2 separate regions of the Homo sapiens genome follow, and region 2 is linked to region 1. Evidence: read pairs that join two places in POLR2A ChIA-PET (ENCODE). Cell type or tissue: MCF 10A. All regions are shown on one strand. Each heading gives the region's core, and the rest is flanking DNA. Links, peaks and the distances in the headings are about the cores only. Region 1 overlaps SHOC1 (shortage in chiasmata 1). Region 2 holds the start of GNG10 (G protein subunit gamma 10).

Evidence for each region. Peaks named below come from ENCODE experiments on the same cell type or tissue, not always from the same donor. Only the 100,000 strongest peaks of a DNase experiment are listed, where the experiment ranks them.
Region 2: POLR2A ChIA-PET joins it to region 1 with 16 read pairs; 5 of 35 experiments call an interaction of 5 or more read pairs at or near these places.

What each region holds. Positions count from the first base shown.
Region 1 is chr9:111,739,018-111,747,017 of GRCh38, reverse strand. SHOC1 (shortage in chiasmata 1) reads left to right here. Exons shown (of 28, transcript NM_001378211.1): 10 at 676-784; 11 at 5,448-5,542. Among named protein-coding and RNA genes, the nearest start is that of SHOC1, 52 kb to the left of the region's middle. In MCF 10A, for the core only: no CTCF peak of the experiment used is centred there; a DNase peak (open chromatin) is centred at 3,547.
Region 2 is chr9:111,655,930-111,667,614 of GRCh38, reverse strand. DNAJC25-GNG10 (DNAJC25-GNG10 readthrough) reads right to left here. Exons shown (of 3, transcript NM_004125.4): 2 at 669-800. The coding sequence ends at 675. It overlaps GNG10 (G protein subunit gamma 10), which reads right to left and starts at 6,010. Exons shown (of 3, transcript NM_001017998.4): 1 at 5,900-6,010; 2 at 669-800. The coding sequence starts at 5,980. The coding sequence ends at 675. RefSeq lists enhancers at 4,950-4,999, 5,200-5,299, 6,370-6,429 and silencers at 5,590-5,709, 5,740-6,189. In MCF 10A, for the core only: no CTCF peak of the experiment used is centred there; a DNase peak (open chromatin) is centred at 6,024.

The sequences.
Region 1 (8,000 bases), core at 1-8,000:
TTTTTTCTTTCTTTGGAAATAAAAATAATTCTATTGCCTAAGTACTGACAACACAAGCTGTCAGAATCAAAAGCCTTAATACATATAAAGCTCTTGGAATTTATGTTAAACACAGTAAACTCAATAAAGTTTAGCTATTAATGTATGTTTTAAAAATCACCACGGTTGTAATTGAGACACAATGTTATATATATGTAATTCCTTATATAGATAGACATTTAAGACATTTTATATCTCAACTCAAATTTCTTTTTATTGAAATATTTTTGTTTTAACAGATGACCAAACATAATAGTTGCTTACAAAATGTTCTAAATTATACTTAATTTTTATTTATTTATTTTTTTTAGAGACAAAGGCTTGCTCTGTTGCCCAGGTTGGAGTACAGTGACACAATCACAGCTCATTGCAATCTCAAATTCCTGGGCTCAAGCAATCATTCCAGCTCAGCTTCCCAGGTAGCTAGGACTACAAGCATGTGCCACCACTGCTGGCTAATTTTGTACTTTTTGTAGAGACTGATCTTGCCATGTTGCCCAGGTCTTAAACTCCTGGACTCAAGTGATCCTCCTACCTCAGCCTCCCAAAGTGTTAGAATTACAGGTGTGAGCCACCACGCCTAGCCTACTTAATATTATTCAATGTTTACATAACTTTAATTTTCATATATTCCAGGAGAGTTAGAAATGCCACTAACTCCTCTATTCCTAACATGCCAACATTCTTCAGTGAATTCATTACGTACAGAACTTCAGACATTTCCATTATCTCCGGTTTGTAAAATGTAAGTAAAGATTATATCTAGAACCCATGTTGCAATTCAGAACAAGCAGTCTTTATTTAAATCTCTCCATATAAAAGCAATTTCCAAGATACCTCTATGAAAAAATTTAAGAGCTAGTACAGTGTCTGTAATAAGTAACTAAAAGGAATATATAAATTTATGTATATATTTGGTTTTATATGCAAAGAGTATCTTTAGAAGGGCACCCAAGAAACAAGTAATATTGCTTGTATCCAGAAAAGAACTAGGTAACCTAGCAATGTGTGTAGGAGATTTTTCACAGTATGGCTTTTATACATTTCAGTATTTTTAATGTGAATATATTATCATTAAAAATAAATAACTTAAAAAATTTTGAAGATCCTGGCATTGGAATAGTATGCTTAGGACATTGCCACTGGACACTTGCTAATGGCACTGTCTCTACTGGCAGTCACTGCCATGAAAGGCAATGTAGTGGTGTATTAGTTTGCTAGGGCTGCCCTAACAAATACCACAGATTAGATGACTTAAACAATAGAAATTTATTCCTTCACAGTTCTGGAGGTGAGAAGTGAAAGAACCAAGTGTCAGCCGGGTTGGTTTCATTCTAAGACCTCCCTCCTTGGCTTATAGATGTCCCTTTGCCTTCATATATTCTTTCCTCTATCATTGTCTATACCCCAATCTCCTGTTCTTATAAGGATACCAGTCACATTGTATTAATGGCCCTGTTTAACTTAATTACCTCTTTAAAGACCTTGTCTCCAAATACAGTCACATTCTGAGGTACTGAGGATTAGGTCTTCAACATAAGAATTTTGTGGGGACACAATTCAGCCCATAATAAGTGGTTAGAAGCTCTGAACTAGAGCCAGATTGCCTAGCTCTATCACTTTCTAACTGCAACCTTAATTGTTCTGTGCCTCAGGTTTTTTAAATCTACAATACTGGGATAATAATAGTATCTATAAGGTTGTTAAGAGGTCTACTAAAAGATTTGTCATAGGTCTGTGGCCAGAAGTAGCCAAAGATCACAGAGCAGTGTGGACAATCGTTGATCAATAGATTTGGCTATCAGTTTATTCCCATTAAGAGTGCAAGAGTCCTTGCTCTCTTATGGATGTCCTATCTCTAACAGAGGACAGCCACTGACCTTGTTCACCTCTTGTCAATGTGGTCTCAGTAATGGGTGGACCAGACATACAGAACCAAGGCTTGATTCGTAAACTTGTTCAATACCCCATCATTATTGCACAGAATAGTCTGAAATTGTAGAATTGATACTGCAGGGCTAGGTCATTATATTCTAGTTTGAGCCAAAACTGCATAGCTTAATAGCCCAGCATCCTTGCCCTTTGATAGAGTCTGAGATAGCTTTCATTGCTGTCTTAAACCATGCAGCACACATGTAGCTTAATGTTTTCTAAGATTGATTAGTCTGCTATCCTGGAATAAAGCCATTCCATTCCTCTGCTTCTTACGCCAGTTAAAAAATTGGGAACATAACCAGTACAATTAGTCTACTGTAAACCTAGAACTTAATGTGTCCTAAAATAACATATTTTCAGGAAGATGACAGTAAAGTCTACAAGTCTCTAATGAATTATTCCAGGACTGGAAACTGTGGGAACTGTGTGTGTTAGGTTTGAATTCTTGTTATAATTAGCTGATCTGCCAGAGGAGAGTGCTATTTGGATTACTGGGACCAGCTGGAGTCAAGGCTGTATAATTCATCACTGGCTGCTTAGGCTTCTATTAATGGTCTCAGGAAAGTGTCAAAGCATAAGACTGAGGGCCCTAAATATATCTTTATCTTCTGGCTAAGAATTATTTACATTTCTAGAGTAAATTTGTGCTATACAGAGTTCTATCATGAACTAAGAATTGTCCATATCAGATATGAGCCCTAAAAAGAGCATAGGACAAGTATGGAAACTACATACACTTTGTTTAAATACTTTTAGTTCTCTTGATAAGGTACAAGATATTTATTTGCAGGACATATACTGTTTTTGTTAGTGCCCTTTTACTCTTTTATTTAGTCCATACACCCTAATCCATCTGTTATGACAGACTGGCATTTTTAGAAACAGAAACTAGCAGAAATTAGTATGATCTTTAATTTCAGTTTGATTTTAGAAGTATTTAAACCATAATAAGCTCTTTTTAATCACAAGTTATATGTCTATTGTTATAACTCAAATATCTAATAAGAATTTATGAAACAAATCTTAACTAATGACTTACGATTTGGCAAAGTTAGAAAAAAAAGGCTTTCAAATTAGCTAATGGTTTTAGAGCCATTTGAAACAACTGAAAGAAGTTTTCCCCTCACTACTACATTTACCAGCAAGAGATAAATCACTTCCATTTGTTTGGCAACTGTAAAAGCTTAAAAATCCATATTTTAAAAATGAGTTTACAGTAGTCCCCCTTTATGCCGGGAGAATAAATTCCAAGACCTTAAATGGATGCCTGAAACTGCGAATGTTATTGAACCCTATATATACTGTTTTTTCTCATATATTCATACCTATGATAAAGTTTAATTTATAAATTAGCCATAGTAAGACATTAACAGCAATAACTATAGTAAAATAGTAAAATAGAACGACCATAACAAATACCATCCTCATTACTCTTGTGCTTTGGAGTCATTATTAAATACAGAAGGGGTTACTTGAACACAAGCACTGTGATTCTGCAACAGCTGATCTGATAACTGAGAATGCTACTAAGTGACTAATGGGCAGGTAGTGAGTACATATAGTGTGGATATGCTGGGCAAAGGGATGATTCACATCCTGGGCGAGATGGTGTAGGATGGCATGAAATTTCATCACACTGCTCGCAACAGTGCAATTTAAAACTTATGAATTGTTTATGGAATATTCTGTTTAATAGTTTGGACTGCAGTTGAACACAGATAAATGAAACCGAGTATAGTGAACTCATGGATAAGGGGGAACTACTGTATATCTCAACTGTAAAACTAAAAACAAGGAGAAAAGGTGTTAAAATTTTTTTGAAAAAAAGAAGGAAAAATAACAAAGAATGTTATTGTAGCTTTAACTTATTTTTATGGTCCCAATTATTTTTATTTCAGAGCACAACATTTTGGCTGAAAATAATACCCAGTTAACAATATTTTTAGTGCCTACCACATATAAGATTCTATGCTAGATTTTATGGGCTAAAAAAGAAAAGTCTGTATGGCATAAGATTTTATTAAGCTACTAACTGACTGCTGACTTGTGAATATATTTTTATGAACAATGTATCAGATTCAGACATGCCTTCAGAAAGCTCCGTTAAGAGTGAAAATGTGTGTCTATATTGGACATGGCCTGCTAAATATAACACGTTCCTTTCACTTTAAAATAGTTGCTTACAATCTGAGGTGTTGTCAAAGAAACCTTGGTAAGATTCAGGAATTGTCTAGATTCTCAAATTTTCTATCACATGACCAGATTTTTGGATTATGTGGGTAAACTGGATGCCTTAGACATAAAACCTAGCTTTCCACTGCCCTAGACTGTCAATTTAACTGGCAATACTTATAATTAGCATGCTCATATATGTTCCATATGAACAGAGAAACAGAATACAATCAGTTCTCACTCAGGGTAGCAGGGAGCTTGGGACACAGATTAAGGGGTTTATGAATTAATAGTCTTTCCCCTACGAAGGCTAGTAGCATCATAGCTACAGATGAGCTGTAATTTACACTGATTGACATGCTTATTTTCTCCCTTCTCCCCCCGAGTACCCCTAAACACACATACACAGACACACATCACTCACTCACAAACCCACCAAGATTGAAGGTCTTGAACTAAACTTTAGGACTCTGCCATCTCCAGAGAAGGACTTTTTCACAGTTCTGATCCTCAGCCAGTAGAGGATCCAGAATTTCTATATGGAATGGACTTGGGGACAGCAATTTTATAAAAATTTTTGTTGAGGTTGCTATGTGCATGGTAAGCATGGTAATTTTACTTAGATTGTATTTTTATTTTTGGTGGCGTATAAGGTTGACGCTAGCATAGTTTATGGAGGGAAGTGCTAAAACTCTCCCAAGTCAGCCCTCTCTGGCTCCAGGTTCCATTGAGGGAGGTAGAGGTGGGAGTAATTTACAGTCAAGTAGGAACAATTGAGTTTACAAATTACCAAACTTTCCCAAGGATGGAGGAAGTGAGTACTGTGTTTGATATTTGGTCTGTAGAACTCGACTGCAGTTTACACATTTATAAAGTCAATTTTTCACTTGATTTTGAGTGTAAAAGTACTTTAAAAATACTTTTTAAAAATAAAATTTTGGGCCAGGCGCGGTGGCTCACACCTGTAATCCCAGCACTTTGGGAGGCCAAGGTGGGCGGATTACTTGAGGTCAGGAGCTGGAGACCAGCCTGGCCCACATGGTGAAACCCCGCCTCTACTAAAAATACAAAAATTAGTCAGGCATGGTGGCAGACGCCTGTAATCCCAGCTGCTCGGGAGCCTGAGACAGGAAAATCGCTTGAATCTGGGGCGGAGGTTGCAGTGAGCCAAGATAGTGCCACTGTACCCCAGCCTGGGCGACAGAGCGAGACTCTGCCTCAAAAAAATAAAATAAAATAAAATTTTATTATACAAAAGACTCAATATTATTAATGTATTAAACTTTAACTCTTTTTTTCAGTAATTTGCTTACTGCTGAAGAATCAGCTAATGAATACTACATGATGTGGCAATTAGAAAGATGTAGAAGCCCTTTGAACCCATTTTTGCTTACAGGTAAAGATTAATTGCCTTTAAGTGATAAATAGAAAGTATAGGTAAAAAGGTACAACGAGTAGAAATGTGGGATATCCTTTTTCTTTGACCATTTCTTAACAGAATATATAACTTCGCCTAAAGCTAAAATACCAAGATATCTTCCATAAGGTTCATTATGCTAGGTGCAGAAGTATATGACAAGATCCGGATCTTGCTGATTTTCTGGGTAATTCCTATACATGGGAGAAGGAAAAGAAAAGAAATGAAATACAAGTAGTACATAAAACTGTCCCATACAAGTAATTTGTATTTCCAAAGTTGTGAGTTGTTTGTAAAAAAAAATAAAAATAAAAAAAAATCTCATCTAATGTTAAAAGTTTTAGTTGCCCAAGCTTTCCAAAAAAGACGTTTAAAAACATTTTAACAACGGCCGGAAATTAGCCGGGAGTGTCGGAGCGCACCTTTAGTCCCAGCTAGTCGGTAGGCTGAGGCCCAAGAATCACTTGAAAACCTGGGAGGCGGAGGTTGCAGTGAGCCGAGATGGCGCCATTGCGCTCCAGCCTACGTGAAGGAGCAAGTCTCTGTCTCAAACAAACGAACAAACAAACAAAACAAAAAAAATGGCCGGGCACCGTGGCTCACACTTGTAATCCCAGCACTTTGGGAGGCCGACCCGGGCGGATCATTTGAGGCCAGGAGTTCGAGACCAGTCTGGCCAACATGTTGAAACCCCCTCTCTACTAAAAATACAAAAATTAGCTGAGCATGGTGGTGCACGCCTGTAGTCCCAGCTACTCTGGAGGCTGAGGCAGGAGAATCGCTCGAACCAGGGAGGTGGAAGTTGCAAGAGCTGAGATCACCACTGCACTCCAGCCTGAGCAACATGGTGAGACTCCATCTCAAAAATAAATAAATAACATTTTAGCAAAACTTGTTTATAGTTTAACAAAATAATTTTGAGGTTATACATTTCACATGTATATTCAAAATTTATCTGAGTAAGTTAAACTCTTGTCTGTGTCTGAACTATTCCATCACGGAAATGGAACTTTGGATAAGGTATTGTTTTAAAAAATTTTTAAATGAATCACTGAGTTGCATTTGGAGGCCAAAAACAAAGTGAAAACAGGAATCCTGGGAAGCAAGTAAGCACCAAAGCTGGCTTTCACTCCAAGCTTTCTATTAAACCTTGGAGACTTTGAACTTCTGTTTTGAGGTCGACATGTAGTGTAGAGTCAAGAAATATCCTACGTGGAGGGTCTGATAGGGGACCCCTACATAAAACTGGGAATTCAACAAACTACCATCAAAATAAGAGCATACAAAAGTAAACCACCATATATAGAAGGGAACTCCGAATAAATTTGCATATTTCTACCTTGGAGCTGGAAGAGAGGAAAAGAAAAAAAATTTCTCTTAAGTACTGCTAACCAGAAGGCAGCCATCATGCCTGGTTGCAGTCTGAATTCAAACCACCTATATACTTTTAAAAATAGTGGTGATTTAATTTAAAGTGGTCCCAGGTTGACAGTGCCTCCCAAACACATAGAGACAAAAGTAAATCCTTTCTAGAGGAAAATAAATTTTTTTTCTGGAAGAATGTACTTCAACTCGTGCTTCAAAGACCTTCCACAAAGTTGAAAGAAACACATGCTAATAGACAACAATCACAAAATATATTGGCATGATCAGTGAGATACAGCAGAAACATTAGACATCAAAATCAGATCATATATTGAAATTATCAGTTACATAGTATAATATACTTTTAAAGCAAAAAAAGGGGGGAACAAGACGTCTTGTATTATTTCTTGCAACTGCATGTGAATCTACAATTATTTCTACCTGAAAAAAAGGAATGGACTGTTGATATACACAACACAGATGATCTCAAAATAATTATGCAGAATGACAGAAACCACAAAAAATTCATATGGTATAATTCCATTTATATAAAATTCTAGAAAATGTAGTTTATAGTGTCAGGAAGCAGAACAGTGGGACAGGGGTTGGGGGATGAGGAAGATTAGAAGGGAGGTATAAAGAGGCAGGAGGGATACAAAACTTCGGAGGGAATGGATATGTTCATTACCTTGATTGTGGTAATGGATTCATGAATGTATAAATATGTCAAAACTTATGAGACTTTTCACTCTAAATATGTGTAGTTTATTGCATGTCAGTTATACTTTAATAAAACTATTAAAAATTATACCTATTTTATAGAATTATTTAGGGATTAATTAAGAATAATGCATGTAAAGAAAGCACTTAGCATAGTGCCAGATGTTTTTTAGTAACTTGTAATTACTATTATTAATATTAGTATTTTTAAGTTTTAATTTCTTCTTAATATTACTGTCATTATAAAAGCACCATTCCAAAATTAGAGTTTCAAAATTTATAATCCTAATTTCAGGTTGATGTTTATAATGCAGATAATAATATTAGGTAGTTGTGCTACTTCAGTTCCTCC
Region 2 (11,685 bases), core at 1,642-9,641, 81 kb after region 1:
AGTCAGTTGATAGCACTAAGTAGCAAATCCCAACCCTTGGATGCTATAAGGACAGAGAGGGTGGGCTTAAGGTCAAGAAATTACTGGCCAGGTGTGGTGGCTCACACCTGTAATCCCAGCACTTTAGGAGGCCGAGGCGGGTGGATCACCTGAGGTCAGGAGTTCGAGACCAGCCTGACCAATATGGTGAAACCCCATCTCTATTAAAAATACAAACATTAGCCGGGCGTGGTGGCAGGCACCTGTAGTCCCAGCTACTCGGGAGGCTGAGACAAGAGAATTGCTTGAACCTGGGAGATGGAGGTTGCAGTGAGCCAAGATCATGCCACTGTACTCCAGCCTGGGTGACAGAGCGAGACTGTCTCAAAAAAAAGAAAGAAAGAAAGGAAGAAATTACTACCAGCCAACTCAAAGAGCTCAAGTACAGAAGGATGTTGGCATCTCATGACTTAGTGCCAGAGAGACTTCAGACTGTCCTGATTAGATGTATTCTACAGGCAAGGTAAATATACACTAGAATCACACTTCAGGGAAAGTTGTGCATTTTGCTGGCTCTTGTTTTAATTTCCCCAAGAATAGGAGACATTCAAAACTCAGTTGCTCAAGTCCTTTGGGAAGCCCTGTGATAATGCTATGGGCCCAAGACATCATGGTGTATCATTACTCACGAGTCTTCAGAGTAAAGCACAGGATCTAGGCTCCCGGAAGGGGTTACTTCCAGCTGGAACACCCACCAGCAGGGCATCCTTGCAGGCATTCTGCATACAGTACTGTTGAAGCTCTGCAGCTGCCTGAGAGACCTGAAACAAAGGGACAGCAACATGGCACCCTGCTCACAGCCAAGCCACCCGGCAGTCAAGGATATTCTGAAAACGATCATCCAACTTGGTAAATATCAACTTTTTGTGACCTCCAAAAGTCTCTTTCTGCTGAAAGTTCTAATACTTGAACTACAAAGAGAAAAGGTTACAATTTCCATGAACGTCAATTTAGATATTTTTTGGTTTAGTTGCTTATTCAACGAAGACAAGAAAAAGCTGTATCTTTGATCCATTTAGAAATCTAGTTTTGAGACTGAACGGGTAAAGAAATAGCTCATTCTAGCATTCCCTTTACAAATTTTTACTTATATAAAACATGCATCAATATATCCAAGTTTGCCAAATGAGCAAATTGTCTTAATGTTTACAAGTCTGAAGCCTTATTCAGTCTGCTCCAAACAAGTGATAAAGTTCTTCCGCCTTGCTTTTGAGGCGGTATAGCTTATTATTTGGGAGTATAGCCTCTGGAACCAGACTGCGTGGACTCAAATTCAGCTCTGCCACTACCTATATAACCTTGGGCAAGTTACTCAACGTCTCAGTAGCTGCTTCCTCATCTGAGAAATAATTAGAAATAGTAACTCACCTCTCTGGGTTGCTGTAACAATTAAGTGAGTTCACACATATAAAGCTATTAGAATAGCGCTAACATATAGCAATACATTTGTGGTAGACTGCAAACGTGATCACAATAGTTTGCAGCTCCTTCCACGAAGAGGTAGAGTCTATTGACGCACCCCTTGAATCTGGGCTGACTGTGGCTGGGCGCAGTGGCTCACACCTGTAATCCCAGCACTTTGGGAGCCCAAGCGGGGGCAGATCACGAGGTCAGGAGTTCGAGACCAGCCTGACCAACATGGTGAAACCCTGTCTCTACTAAAAAAAAAAAAAAAAAAAAAATTAACCGGGTGTGGTGGCGTGCACCTGTAATCCCAGCTACTCAGGAGGTTGAGGCAGGAGAATCGCTTGAACCCAGGAGGCGGAGGTTTCAGTGAGCCGAGATCGCACCATTGCACTCCAAGCTGGGTGACAAGAGCAAAACTCCGTCTCAAAAAAACAAAAAAAGAAAAGAATCTGGGCTGACTTTGACCAGTAGAATGTGGTAGAAATAAAGGGCAAGTTCCAAGCTAGTCCTCAAGAGTCTCTGCACCTATCTCTCTTGGTGCAGGTGGAACTGTAAGACAACCATCTGAAGGAGCCCAAGATAGCCTCCTGGAGGTCTTGTAGAGGAGAACTGGTAAGCTACAACCAGCACCTGCCTATCAACCTGCAGACCTGTGAGTGAGGCCATTCTCAATCACCCAGACACCAGCCAACACCAGTTAACACTCTATCTGATTGCAGATGCATGGGAGAGCCCAGAAGATCAGCAGAACTGTACACCTGAACCTAGCTCAAATTGTCCATCTAAGAACTGTGAGTATAAATCTTTTAAGCCACTAAATTTTGGGGTGGTTTGTCAGGCAGCAAAAACTAACTGATACAATATCATTATCCCTTTTCTTATCTTCCATTTGATGCATATTTCTACTTGGAGGTTTTCCTCATTGTACTTTTTTTTTTTGCATTAAAAGGCATTTTGAATACAATTCACCCATATTGTACAAAAATGGTTCCAATTGCTGTTCAGGTATTACTACTAGTTTGTGTTAATTTTCCAAGCCTCCAAATAACTGGAAAATTAACTGTTTATGTTACAATTGCTACCAAGTTTCTGGACAGCTCCAGGAATTTTGGTTGCATTAATGTAATGACAGTTTACTCCATATTATATGAATATAAAACCATAATATAATATTACCAGGCTAATGCTAAAGTTTGCTTTTGCTCTCAATAGAAGCTCTGACATTTTCATGTGAATTATAATTGGAATTAATGGTTATATATACCAGTTATTAATTCAAAAGAAATCGAGAATCAATTATGCTCAGGCTTACTATCTTTGCATTGGGGTGGCAGGTAAACTCCACACATGGTAGGTGGAAGGACACTGTCTCCAGGACTCCTGGAGAAATGAGACTAACTGAACTCTAGGCTCAAGAACATGGTCAAAAAGTTAAGGTAAGGGGATACGCAGAGAAAATAAGAGAAGAGTAAACGTGATCAGCATCTCTCTAACACTAGCAAGGGAGAGAGGCTGTGGGCTGGGAGACTATAAGCCCAAATACTTGCAAGCTGTCCCCTGCCATTGGTGGTGGGATAACCTCCACCCAGGTTACCTGACTTTCCTTGGTTTGAGCCCATGTTTACCCAGCAACTTCTGTGAGGCTCCTCTAAAGGAGGAGTTCTTGGAAGGATACCAAGCATTCCTATAGCTGGGAAGGGATGTCCTCTATTATATGCTAGAAAATTGGTGTCCTGGTTTATTTTTCAGATAGCAAGTCTGTCAAAGAGAAGACACCTCTGGCTATGCTAAGCACATCCAACAATGAATGAGGATGTGAGGTAGACCAGACCCTGGAATGGTTGTGACTCTCTAAGGTATTGTCTGAGGGAAGCCCTGCCAAGTACCCCAGATCATACTTCCATGAGCGCACCTCTTAAATAGGCTTATTATCCTATTTGTAAATAAGCTTACTGCGAGCTCAGGCAATTCACCTGAATTATATGGCTCTCAGTTTCATCATCATTTTTAAAAGGTAGATAAGCACATCTTTCCGGCCAGGTGCCATGGCTCATGCCTGTAATCCCAGCACTTTGGGAGCTTGAGGCGGGAGGATCACCTGAGGTCAGGAGATCGATACCAGCCTGGCCAATATGGTGAAACTCCATCTCTACTAAAAATACAAAAAAAAAAAAAAAGCCAATTAGTGGACGTGGTGGCAGGTGCCCGTAATCCCAGCTACTCGGGAGGCTGAGGCAGGAGAATCGCTTGAACCTGGGAGGCAGAGGTTGCAGTGAGCTGAGATCATGCCATTGCACTCCAACCTGGGCAACAAGAATGAAACTCCATCTCAAAAAAAAAAAAAAAAGAATATCTTTCCTCTTTCTTAGCTACTTGGCGGGTAGACAGGCATCTGACTGGCTCACAGTTTTCCTTTCTACCTCATGTCCCCACATTGTCTTTGTGAATTTCCAACAACCCTCATTTCAGTTCCCTGACTTCTTCCCCTCAAACAGCCTTCTCCTCAATGCCAACAGATACAGTTACAACACCTGTAACTGCTCCACTTCTGAAATTTTACACTCCAGTATCCTACTCTCTGATCACAATCTCTCCTTCCCATCCAGGGTGCTGCCTCCTTTATTCTTCCTTTATTCTGCTCTGACCTCACCGAGATCACCAGGCATCACCTCCTCCCCTTCTGTCTCACCTATCACCAGGAGGCTGGCTGCATTCCTTCTCTATCCATCTAGGCTCAGCCTCTTTCTGGCCAGACCTTCACACGCCTTGCCCTCCGGCCCCACCTCCACCTTTCTGGCATACCTCCCCTGCTAACTTACTCCTCTTTCAACTACCGTTCACCTTCAGCACTCACATTCCAGGATGGTAAAGATTGCTGCAGGAAAAAAAAAAAATCACAAATATGACCAGCAGTCTCCCTTGTCACAGCAGCTGGGTCTTCAGTCACAGCGCATCTGCGTGCCTGCTCAGGGGCCACTCCCTTAGTCCCCTTTCCTCTGCCTTAGAAGAAAACCTGGCCTCCTATTTCACAAAGAAAAGTGTCACCATACAAGTTTAGCCCATATCTAGAAACTTATCTTTACACACACCCTTACCTTCTTTCTTCCTGTCTCAGAAGCTGTGCCACCAATCCCCCACCCCCCCGTAGCCCTGTCTCCTCTACCAGCAATTGGCTTCCATTTGTTTCTTCCCTGGAACCTAAAAATATAATTTGTTACTTCCTCTCAACCCTAAAACATGGCTTTTCATTTCCTAAGTTAAAAAAACACGTTATTTCCTCTTTAAAACTAGGTTTCTTTAAAAAGAAAAAACGTCTGCCTACCCTATGACAGTCCAGATTCTGCTTTTACTAACACATAAGCCACCAGACCTCTGCATTCCACAGCCCTCTCTCCCTTTACCCTGTTTATTATCTTCACTCCACTTAGTACATGAAGCGATGCTATGTATCCGTTAAGTTGCTGTTTACCTTCCCCTCCAGAACCACCCTATTCCCTGTAGCAGTGCCAGGCACACAGCAAAGGAGAAACTGAGGCACAGGGACTATCCTGGTTGTGTTCCTTCTTACAGATCTTCTGCAAATAATGCTGCACTCGTAGCTAAACACAGCTCTACAACAGACGCCTTTTAGCCAACTGACTAAACGCTGGACATGTTGACTGAGCCCCCAGTTTTTGGAAATCCCTACTTCCTTGCTCGGAAACCTTGCTGTCTCTTATTTCCTCTTCTCTAGGCCTTGCTCGGAAACCTTGCTGTCTCTTATTTCCTCTTCTCTCGGCCACCGGCCATCGGTGTGGCTGGTCCCCGGGTCCCAGGCTCTGAGCTCTGCTCTTCATAGAAGAGGCTTTTTCGCCCCAATGCACTTGAATGACCTCTTTCAGCCCTGGGCGCTGAGCTTCAGGCCATGAGGACAAATACCTCCCGGATGACTCCCCGGAGTCCCCAGGTCCGCAGCCGAACTCATCATTTCCCCAAACCTGTTCCCCCTCCTCTCTACCTCGGCGGGTGGCAGCGCCGTCCACCCTGTCACGACGACAGAAACCCGAGCATCCTGGCTCTCCTCCCTCTCGCTCTCATCCTACCAATCCATCACCAATTCGCCGCCCTGCGGTGGCCTCCCCAGCCCTGGGTCCACCCTCCCGGCCCGCGCGTCGCCGGCATCCCTTGCGCCCTCCGAGGAACTGACCACGGCCGCCTTCTGGAGTGGGCGCACCCCCAGGGACCGGGACCGACCACGACCGCGGGGCCCCCCAGGCGCGGCTTCCTCCCGTCAGGCCCGGGCCCCCGGCTTGCCCCGCGCCCTCCCTCACCGCGGACCCCACCGCCCCCGCGCCCCGCCGAGGCCTCGCCGCCGCCACCGAGTCCCCCGCTGGCGCCCGGTCCGGGCCGCCGGCCTCCTCTTCTCACGCCCCGCGGGCGGAAGGACCGGAGCGTGGGTACCCGGGGCCCGCACCTTGATCCTCTCCACGCCAGCCTCCAACTTGAGCTGCTCTACCAAGCGCTGCAGGGCGCTCGCGCTAGCCCCGGAGGACATGGCGGCGGCGCTGGGCTCCTAGGGGCTGCTGGGCCCGGCCGGGCGGGGAGGAGCCGCCAGCCCCGAGCGCGGGTGCCGCCCCGGGGCGGGGAAGCAGCTGCGCCCGCCCCGCCGCCCCAGCCCACCCGGCGCGGAGCCGCTTGCCAGAGACAGCGGGGACCCCAGCGAGCTGGCAGTGCTCTCCGCTCCTCAGCGCCTGAAACCTGGGTGGCACCTGCAGCTGGGCCTGGAACCGAGGCGGGGACCCGCAGAGCGCGGCGTCCTCCAGCGAAGCTGGCGCCCCTAGGATGAGCAGGAATCGCGAGGGCGTGGGACGCGAGGATGGAGTGGGCGGCAGCAAACACGCACCCCTGAGAAATGAGAACTGGAGCCAAGGTGTGACATGAGTTGGAGAGATAAGGGGCCTTGCCAGACAGTATCACCGGGGAACCAAGGAGAGTTCATAGGATTTTCATGAGGCAGCAACAGGTTTCTAAATGACCCTGTTACTGTTTCACGGAGATCCTACCAGTTGATTTGGTGGAGTATGGTAAATTGGATAAAATCCCAGACCCTGACATCTTTGTGAAACATACAGAATAAAATTAAATTCAGCGTTTCTCACTCTCATCTCACCATTTAACTGTCATCATTGTTTCTATTCTGCTGCTTTTTTTTTTTTTTTTTTTTTTTTTGAGACAGGGTCTTGCTCTGTCACCCGGGGTGGAGTGCAGTGGCGTGATCACAGCTCCTTGTAGCCTCCACCTCGTGGGCTCAGGTGATCCTCCTGCCTCAGCCTCCTGAGTAGCTGGGACTACAGACACACACCACCACGCCCGGCTAATTTTTGTATTTTTAGTAGAGACGGGGTTTCACGATGTTGGCCAGGCTGGTGTTGAACTCCTGGGCTCAGGTGATCCTCCCACCTCAGCCTCCCAAAGTGCTGGCATTATAGGCCTACTGCATTTTTTAATAAGTGTTTTACAAAACTGGGATCGTTACTATATTTAAAATTTTTGTGTTGCTTTTTTCCATGTATCATTAATACGTCATTATTCTTGTACACCATTGTATTTGTCAGAACTCACTTAAACTGAATATTGCAAAAGGTAATATATTGGCTTGTGTAACTGAAAAGTCCAGGGACTTTAAACTAGTGAATTCAATTACCCAAATAATAATTTTGGGGCTCTCATCCTCCTTGTTTTGATTCTGCTTTTCCTGAGATTAGCCTCATTTTCCTTGGTGGTAGATGGACTTCTCTAGTGGTATGAAGGAAGGCACCACACTTTCACTGTCCCCATCTAGCAAACCCAGGAAAAATAGTACCTCTTTTCTTTCTAATCGTTCCAGCAAAAATCCCCATAATGAACCTCACTGGCTGGTATTAAGTCATGGGCCCACCCCTGGCCCAATTACTCTTTGAAGGCAAGGATGTGTGGCATTGACGTGCTCAGATTAGCTGTGCCTGGGCCAAAGGGAGACTTGCACATTTGAAAGCCCTCTCTAGTGGCCAATTTCCTCACCACAAAGAAATTAATATATATCTTAGTAAAGAGATGAAAGTACATGTTGGGAACATTCAACAATCAATTCTGAGACTGATGAATAGGACAAAATAGAATGATTTCATATTTAAAAGATATGGCAAAGAACTCAGTGCAAAGATATACATACTGGATTAGGAAAGGCTCATCATAGATCGTGAGAGCTGGACTTTGGAGATACGTGTCTTGCAGATGGCTCAGAAGGAAGAACAGTCCAGTATGGAGGACAGCTGGAGGCGATGCACACATGTAGAGTGAATAAATTTAAAAATAGAGGAAGCTCTAGTGACTAATAGCAGATACAAAGTTGCTAGGGCCAGAAGTCATAGAAAACCTCACATACACACAAAAGTTTATGGTAAACAGTGGGATAGCCACAGGGTAAGGCATTTTGGGAATATTAATCTGAGATGAATGTGCAAAATGAACTGAAGTTGAGAAGATAAATGGCTGATGGTGGGGGAGTAGCTGGAATGAGGCCCTGGGTAGGACTGTTAGAGTAGGAATGAGGGGGAACAAATTTAGAAGACAAAATCAGTGGTACTTCATGGTGGTTATGAAATGCAAAGAAAAGAGGACAAAGGGTTCTGTAGCAGAGAGTGGGCCAGAACTAATGCCAAAACAGAAATTAGGAAACAAGACTTGGCTTGAGATGAGTAAAAAATAATGTGGGGTTTGGTTTAGGAGTAACGAAGTGACTTCCATGGCATTGCTACATGCCTTTAGGCTGCTGAAAATGTTTAGTAGCCAAGATGTTAATGTGAAGATGTCTCCACAGCAATGGCAGCTGAAATAATGAGATTACCTCAAAATCATTAGAAATGAAGGCTTTGGAGTTGCCCTCAATGAAGGGACACACGTCAGCCATGTCATACTGTATCAGCCACGAGGTAGCAGGAAAAGTCTAGGGGTGTGCTGTGTCTGCCTCCTTCATGCCCTACACACCCACTGCCCCGCCCACCTCAGTGTTACTTTGCACCGTTCAAGAGGAATGGTCTGTGATCCATGGATAAGCAGGCCGGGCGCCACTTGTACTTGAGGAAGGCTGACCATCTGTGTGATGCTCCACACTTTCCCCACAAGACTTCTCATCCATTATTTTTGCATCATGGAACTTCAAAGTTGAAGGGAACCATCAGATAGTGCGGCGCATCTACAATTTCAGAGATGAGGAAACAGATCCACTAAGGAAAGTGAAGTGACTTGCCCAGTATCACAGAAAGTGGGAGCAGGGAAAAGAATTTCATTTTAGCTTTCAAGAGAATTCAGGCCAGACGCGGTGGCTCACACCTGTAATCCCAGCACTTTGGGAGGCCAAGGCGGGCAGATCACTTGAGGTCAGGAGTTCAAGACAAGTCTGGCCAACATGGTGAAACCCCGTCTCTTCGGGGTTTCTACCACGCCTGGCTAATTTAAAATACAAAAATTAGCCGGGCGTGCTGGCATATGCCTGTAGTCCCAGATTCCTGGGAGGCTGAGGCACAAGTATCGCTTGAACCCGGGAGGTGGGGGTTGCAGTGAGACTGCGCCACTGCACTCCTGCCTGGGCGACAGAACAAGACTCCGTCTCAAACAAAGAACTCAAGGTTTACCTAGAGGACCAGAGGCCTTTCCCACATGTGCTGTGATTTCCAGAGCTCTGGAAGGTGAGGGATGGAGACAGAGTACCCTTCTTTCCTTCTCACTACAGCTAAAATGCATGGGTAACCAGTAGAATATCTTTCAAATTTTGTCACACATTTTTTTCCCTGGTTAAGCACAAACTTATCTCATTTCCAAGAAACTTTCTAGAAATGTCATTACCCTTGTAATGACAAATGTTTCATTTGTTTCCCTGTTAGGAGCTACAGTTCTTCACTCCTCTGACTTGTATTTTATCACCTGTCTACTAACAGTGGATTATTCTTCCAGGAAAGGGGTTTGTGAGTCAATCTTCTCCATAAAAATAATGACATAATGGGAAGATATTTCTGCCAATGTTATATCAAAATGACAATAATATATACCATCTATAGTTTCCAAAATGATTAAGAGTAGGAAAACACATTAATAACTATATCTAATGTGACACAGTATCATGTACTATAAAAATTATTTTACTTCTTTTTGCCTATTACATTATTTTTAGAACCCAGAAATAATGAATCAGGAGCTGAAAGAATCACCAGCAGGTTTGTAGATTCAGAATGGCTTTTCTGGAGAGATTTTCACAGGTACTTTTGAGACTTTGGGAGACGGCAGAACTTAGGGCTATTAGATGTCTTTTTGAGCAACCATTCTAAGCATATCTGTTTGCTACATTGAAAATGTCCCTTCACTAAATGTAGGCCTTAGACTAGCAACTTGCTGATCATTCTGTCATCTCTGAAAGTTTTTCTTTCTTTCCTGAGTCGTCATCTCGGCTGCTCCACCTTGCACACTGGTGGCAACAGGGCAGGCAGCTGCTTTTTAAAATACACAATTCCAACCCTAAGGAGCATCACTCCTTCACTCTAGCACCGTGCCTTGCACAAGGGATTAAAATATGTATTAAAAGAATAAACAATGGGTTTGTAATCATCACAAAACACACTCCTGTTACCATGCTTTTTTTTTTTTTAACAAATGAGACTCTTTGTTATTCCCTCTGAAGGCAAAATAACTCACATTTCCTGATCACTTAATATATGCCAGGCATTTTACCCTTGTTATCGTCTAAGAACTGTCTGAAATAGTATCTTTACATGAAAGAAAACAAGGCTCACAGGTTAAAGTAACCTGCCCAGTCAACCTTGTTCTATCCGGTTATAAAGCCAGAGTCATTCCACTATGTCGTGCTTCGTGAGGTTATAAAGGAGAGACTGTCAGATGACAGAAGTTTCTCCACCCCCGAATGAAACCAGGAAGGAGGAATCTGTGACACTGATCTGAGACCACATGATCCATTCCATACACAATTGTTGAGGATATCCTAAATCCTTTAATAATTACGAAGCTAAGGCCAGACCCTGTAGCTCATGCCTATAATCCCAGCACTTTAAAAGGAGGATCCCTTGAGCTCAGGAGTTCAAGATCAGCTTGAGCAACATAGTAAGACCCCCGACTAAAATAAAAATAAAAATAAATCAAAAAATTAGCCAGCCATAGTGGCATGAGTCCCTGTAGTCCCAGCTACTCAGGAGGCTGAGGTGGGAGGATCATGTGAGCCCAGGAGGTCAAGGCTGCAGTGAGCCATGATCAAGCCACTGCACTCGGCCTGGGCAAGAGATGCTGTCTCCAAAAAAAAAGCTGAAATATGTACAACTATCATATATCAATTAAAAAAGAATTAAGAGGCTAAAGTTTACAACTAATTATGTAGGTTTCTACTGAAATAATTTTATGAAGTAAATTTAATTTAGTTATTAGGTTCTAGATTTGGCCTTTGCCAATATTTAAATGTTAACATCACATTTTATAAATAATTATAATTCATCCATACACAACTAGTTTGTATCAATACCAACATTTATCTATTTGCTTCAAGTGTATAATTCTAAGTCAAAAGAGACCAGGTTTGATTTAATGTTTTAAAGTAGCTAGATTCCATTTATACTATCTAATAAAAGCCACATTATTTTCAGTTTGTGGCCAGCAGTCTGGTTCACACTAGCTGAGTGATACCCTAGCAATTGGCCTCCACTCAAGAAAAATATCTCCAAGGTTTGGGTATTAACAGTTTACTACTGGCCGGGTGCAGTGGCTCACGCCTGTAATCCCAACACTTGGGGAGGCCGAGGTGGGTGGATCACGAGGTCAGGAGATCCAGACCATCCTGGCCAACATGGTGAAACCCTGTCTCTACTAAAAATACAAAAAATTAGCCGGGCGTGGTGGCAGGTGCCTGTAGTCCCAGCTACTCGGGAGGCTGAGGCAGGAGAATCACTTGAACCCAGGAGGCAGAGGTTGCAGTGAGCTGAGATCCTGTCACTGCACTCCAGCCTGGTGACAGAGTGAGACTCCATCTAAAAAAAAAGTTTACTACTAGGCCAGGCGCGGTGGCTCACACCTGTAATTCCAGCACTTTGGGAGGCTGAGGCGGGAGGATCACCTGAGGTCAGGAGTTCAAGACTAGCCTGGCCAACATGGTGAAACCTGTCTCTACTAAAAATACAAAAAATTAGCCAGCCATAGTGGCAGGCACCTGTAATCCCAACTACT